Regions from separate parts of the Homo sapiens genome. Here region 2 is linked to region 1. Evidence: chromatin loops called from intact Hi-C (ENCODE). Cell type or tissue: MCF 10A. All regions are shown on one strand. Links, peaks and the distances in the headings refer to the core of each region. The heading gives the core; the rest is flanking DNA.

Region 1 (2,910 bases), core at 296-2,795:
GCGGATGAGAATTCATGTAATGCCCAGCTCAAGGTGTGGCTCTGGAATAAGGCAGGCCTGGGTTTGAATCTCAACTTTCCCCCTAACCACTATCATGGCCGTGGAGCTGTTACCAACTCTTCTTGCACAAGGCTGATAACATGCACGTGTAAGGACGTATGAAATAATGTATGCAAACAGCATCTATGGTTACGACAAATGAAGCCCGTGAAAATCAGTTGATTGCGTTGGCTCGGTACTCTGCGTGTCCTGGCCCCCACATCAGTGTTCCTTAATCTTTTTTATTTTTAAAGGCACAAACTCCTTTCAAAGCCTGATTAAAGCTTTGCATGCTCTCCCCGCAAAACCCACGCATACATTTTTCAAGGAATTTCAGATGTTGTATGGACACTGGTGTTGAGAATTGCTACTCTTGACTTGAGGACAGGACTGCTTTTGTGACTGCCATCTTATCTGTCATTGCGCCATGTACAAGTATAATCCTACACAAATGCTTTAAAGATAGAATTTGCAAAACTGGCATTGTGATATGCAAGGCATCCTATGCATAGACAAAAACTAAAACCACCATAAAAGGCAAGTTGGGATAATTGGGGAAATTTAAGTTGGGCGGTAGAGAAGATGAGATTGTTAAATTCATGTTTCCATTCTTAGGGGTGATCACACCACTTCGGTCACCTAGGGGAAGATCCTTGCTCTCAGGGTGGAACTGTCAATGCTGTAGCTCCATGCTCCTGGGGTCTTACGGCTTTCTAGGTCCCCACTAGGAGTGGGTCATTTCCCTGGCCAGCTCCTGTGAGTGGTCAGTGAGAATCAACTTGCTCTATTCAATCTTCCCTTAACTTTGCCCCTCAAATTCCTAAGCTCTATGGAAGAAGATTTTACTTCTTTCATAAGAAGTGGAGAGTTTCCCTAAGCCCTCCTGGCCATGGTACAAATACTTTCTGAGCTGATGGGTTTCCAGCTCGTAAACGGCCTTGGCACTGGAGTGGGTCTTTCTTGCCATGTTTCCGAACTAAGCATCATTTCTTTACTTTCTTGATGGGAGTTGGGTTGGGTGTACCAGGATGAGGCATTCTGAATCCTCAAATATCTTGGGATTGATTCTTCCCTAAAAGGCTGTGGGCATGTGAAAAAAGTAAACACCGGGGAAGTTAGGAGGCTGGGGTCTGAATGAACTTATTCTGTGACCTTGGACAAAGCATTTGATTTCCCGGGGCCTCTGTGTTCTTGGAGGCTACCTAAGGTCAGTGGACTCAATGCCTCTCAGTGAGTGGTAAACGTCTGAGCCACTCGTGGAATATTACAACCACGCAGAAATCCCAAACTTCCAAACACATGCCTGGCTTCCACTCCTGGGAGCTCTTAATCAGCAGGCCTGGGGTGGGGCCCGGTCTAGGGGAAAAAGTCCGCGTAATATTCTGATGCACACGTCTGTTGGGGAACCACGGAGTGGAATGACGTCCAACACAGCTCCTGCCAGAGGAGGGGCTGTTAAGTGGCTTCCAAAACAAGCTGAGGTTCAGAAACACAGCCCCGTGAGGCTGACTCAGTGTTGGGGCCATTCACATTCTTCCTGGATGAGGTCGCGTCAGGCAGTGCTCTTTTCTCCTCCACCCGTAGCTTACAGATGTGGGGTGCCTCCCTCCAGCTGAGGGAGGGAGTGTTTTCACGCACGCTGGCCGGCCCTGTGCCTTCCAAGGGGTCGTTTGAACTCAAGTGCTGCAGTCGAGGCAAAGGAGTCCCTGGGATGACAGTTGAGGTGGGTTTCAAAGAAGCCTATTTTCAGCCCGGGAGGGGCCGGCTTCTGCACTCTCCGAGTTTCCCTGGAGTGCTGTCACCAGCCTCTGGCTGCCAGATTTCACAACCGGTGTCTGGGTTTGCTAGAATCACACCCCCTTTCCAAGGAGAAGCCAAGGCTTGACCTAGCCACGCTTTTTGTGTGTTAAACACGAAGCTGATTCTGCTCCCCAAAATGAGAATTAACATCCTGGGAGTGTCAGAGGCTGGTTTTCCTAAGGATTTTAGGGATTTTGGATCTTGTTTCTTCTAGGGTTCACATCTTAAAATATGGTAGCCCAAGTAATGAATTGCCTCAGAACACATTTATGCAGCCTCTAGTTGTCCTCTGTCCAACATCTCGAACAAACTCTGAATACCTTCCTTCTGGGCCCTTCTTTCTGAGAAGCCCAGGTGAAGGGCACTGATGCCTCAGTTGGGAGGGACTCCATGTTTGACTGGGTTGCGCGTCCTATAAACTGGCCACAGTTCTCCTCATGTTACCATGGTCCCCTGGCCATCACTGCCTTCCATGGCCCCTGGAAAGGAGTATTTCTGGCCCCTTGATCTCCTGAATGACACCAGGCAGCCCACCTGTGCACTCCAGGTACCATCTCCCCACGTCAGTCACGCTTCCAGACTCAGTCCTCCCGAATAGTACGCACTGCAGCCTATGAGAAAGCAGAGTAAAATGTTATCTTCAAACACTCACAAAGTATGTGTAGTGGATTGTATGGTGGCCCGTTTGAAAAAATATCTTCACATCCTAGTCCCTGGGACCTGTGAATATTACCATATTTGGAAAGAGTCTTTGCAGCTATAATTAAGCTAAAGATCACGAATGACAAGTGGTATGGTTTGAATGTGTCCCTCAAAAAGCATGTGCTGGAACACCTTCTGCCATGGGCTGATGCAGCAAGAAGGTCCTCACCAGATGCAGGCTCCTTGACCTTGGGCTTCTCAGCCTCCAGAACTTGAGAAATAAACTTCTTTTCTCTGTCAATTACCCAGTCTGTGGTATTCTGCTATAGCAGATGAAAATTGACTAATACAAGTGTCCTAATAAGAGGCATATAGAGGGGAGACACAGAGGACAAGGCAATGTGACTGTGGAGGGTAGAGATGGAAGTG
Region 2 (2,910 bases), core at 96-2,595, 330 kb after region 1:
CCTGCTCCCGATCATTTAGGACACAAAACTCTGTGCTCTGGAGCGAGCGTGGGCTGCCATCAGCTAAGCAGATGGATAATGTGGGAGACAGATCAGCACATCTGGCAGAAGAGGCCCAGAATTGGGTGACAATGAATGTTTTCATCTGGGCAGATGTAACAAAATCTCCTCGCTCCCTGCATGGACTACTCCTTGAGGAAGTAGCCCACGTCTGAGCAGCGTCTTGCATCAGTCACCACGCAGTTACTTCACTTCGGTGCCCTCGAGTGAGAAGTGGAGGAGGTCAACTTGATATAAAAGCTGTACAGCTAAGTTTTGCTCAGAAAGTACCTTGTAAAATAAACATATGGGTAAGGCCATTTAAAAGAGCCCATTATTATGTGTTAGATTATGGACGGAGCCCTGAGCAACCAGGAGCCAGGGCAGGGGGCTGAGTCCAGGGACAGAGGCGTTCCCAGGAGGAAGGGGCACAAACTCTGCACCTGTGATTCCAACTCATGCTCGCGTTTCAGCCGATCCGCCCCCCTCCTCTCCCCGATACTGCCCGAAAGCATTCTTTCCTATAACGTGCGTTTCCCGGGGCAGAATGTGTGTGGTGGCAGGAAATGAGGGCTGAGCGTTACCAGCTAGGAAGGGGTTTTTTGTGTTCCAACATTGAGGTCCTGGAGTTAGCTCTTGCCTCAAAACCCGGTTTCTTTTTTGCCAGCCCACCAGCCCAGGATGGGCTCACGCCGAGGCTGACGAAACCCAGTCCTGAGTCAAAAACATCTGCCTCCTGCCCGTTTTCTTTCCCAACTCCACATGGTGGGGCCTCCAGGGGCCTCGGGACCACCTCGACCGCATGTCTATGGGGTCAGATGCATCAGATACCATCGCCACCTCTGCCTTCTTATCACCAAGGCTGGCTCAGGGTGAGCCGAGCAGGAGGCTGTGGGCCTGACCTGTTGCTGCTTCCCTTATTTCATCCTTTTGTCCCCCAAAGGATGGGCCATTTGCCAAACAACAATGGAGGCTTCCCCGGGACCCTGTTTTCTTGACATTTCCCTTCTTTGGGACACTTCCCTCAGCACTCAGCCAGCAGCCCTGGAGGGTGCAAGGCATTTCACAGCAGGACAAGGGTCTTTGAGGGCAACATCTCTGTGCATTGAGGGTGCTGTATGTTTGGAGACCGACCTGGCTTTTCTCACTCTCCTAGCACTTCTAGTTTGGCTTCACCACCAACCTCCCCTGGAGACCGCTGCCTTTCTTCCAAGTTCTGGGGTCACTGAGGAAGCCGCTGCCTGTGCACTGCCCCAGCTCAGCCCCTCCTGGTACGAAGGTCATGGCATATCCATCACGACTGTAACCAGCAGATCCCTGGACTCTGCCCACAGAATTCCCCGAGCCGGGCCCTCCCTCCTCCTGACCGGGGGCAGCTCCTCCTCCCAGCCTCATCTGCTCTCAGGTTTCTCTGCTGTCTGCCTCACAGCCCCACCCCACATTCATCATGCTCTTTGAATTCAGAATTTCACTGAAATCCCCAAGGTCTTTCCTTACCATACAGCCTTAGTCACTAACTTCACAGATGTCATGAACTTCCCATTCCTCTTCTTCATGATCTCAGACAAATGTTAGCATCCAACTTTGCATTCTTACAACACAGCTATTATTTCATTATCATGATTATTCTTCATGCCACACTCTGAGGTTTGTTTCCGAATCAATAGAAGATCATAGGTTTGGCCCCTGGTGCTCACCTTGCCACGTCCACCTGGCTTTATTTTCATAGCATTATTCTTTTCTATTTGGGTAACGGGCTGGAAAACCTCCAAGTTGAGAGGCTGTGGCTTTTTCCCAAATCAGAAAGCAAGCTGAGGGTGGTAAAGGAAAAGAACCCTTTTTCTTTTAAACTTGCTTCATGGTTGAGAGGTTGTGTTGTCACATGTGTGTGAGCTTGTGCACGTATGCATTTGAATCTCTGTCTGTTTCCTTCTGATCTTGGCCATATGGCCACAGTGCCTTGGGATCAATCTGGGAAGGGATAGTGGACTCTGGTTTGGCAAACCTAACGTCCATTCCCAAATCACTTCTCTTTTTCCTGACTCCAAGAGGAGACTGAAAGAGCTAAATGCTCACTCTCCCAGTCTTTTCAGCAAGGGGCAGCCAGGGGATAAATATTTCATAAATATTCATGACTCCTCTTATACTTATTGAATATGTATATTTGGCCACCTGCTTCAGCATAAATTCCTGTCTTATTTTCTCCACCCTCAAAGTGCCTGTTTCCAGCTTCTGGCCGGAGGCTCTGCTTCCCAGCCTATCAGAATGGCCACCCTGCAGGATACAACCCTTTAGGAGAAATAAAGCTCTCCTTTCCAAATGCATGAACCTTGTCATTCTTCAGCTGACGGTAGGATTTCGGAAACTTCACAACAGAATTACATAAGTGTCTGCGGGGAGGGAGGGGAGCGACAGAGAGAATGCTGGGAGTGGGGAAGGTGAAACCACCTTTGCAAAATTATGCCAGTGAGAGAAATATGACATGCCTGACTCCATCTTGCCTCTAGCCTCACTGGCTGGATGTCTTTGCTCATTCTTGGGCGTGGGCCAAACTAATTTGGGAGAAATTTGGTTTCCAGTTTAAATAATGATAGCCCTTCCCCTAAACTCAACTTAGGGTTAGGGTTCTTGGTTTCATTAGTTCTAGGTCTCATCAGTTCTTGTAAAACTAATGAAAGACCACCAAGTTAGGAGGATGAGAAGGGCTTGAATTCTAAATAATTACCAGCCATTATTCCAAAGGTCATAAGACTTGCAACTTCCCCAATTACTCTTGCAGATAACATCACTATTGCAGAACCTATGATTGGCCTTTTGAGATGTCTTTTTAGGTTTTTGCATTTCTGACACACTGATGACCCCCACCTGGAC

The links. Hi-C counts contacts between places; a loop is a spot of excess contacts. Peaks named below come from ENCODE experiments on the same cell type or tissue, not always from the same donor. Only the 100,000 strongest peaks of a DNase experiment are listed, where the experiment ranks them.
Region 2: a loop joins it to region 1, with 9 times the contacts of the local background. A loop is called at or near these places in 3 of 110 quality-filtered maps.

The regions. Positions count from the first base shown.
Region 1 is chr2:236,641,347-236,644,256 of GRCh38, forward strand. No RefSeq gene overlaps it. Among named protein-coding and RNA genes, the nearest start is that of ACKR3, 73 kb to the left of the region's middle. In MCF 10A, for the core only: no CTCF peak of the experiment used is centred there; DNase peaks (open chromatin) are centred at 1,475 and 1,865.
Region 2 is chr2:236,971,459-236,974,368 of GRCh38, forward strand. All of the region lies in intron 1 of COPS8-DT (COPS8 divergent transcript), which reads right to left. Among named protein-coding and RNA genes, the nearest start is that of COPS8-DT, 110 kb to the right of the region's middle. In MCF 10A, for the core only: no CTCF peak of the experiment used is centred there; a DNase peak (open chromatin) is centred at 1,483.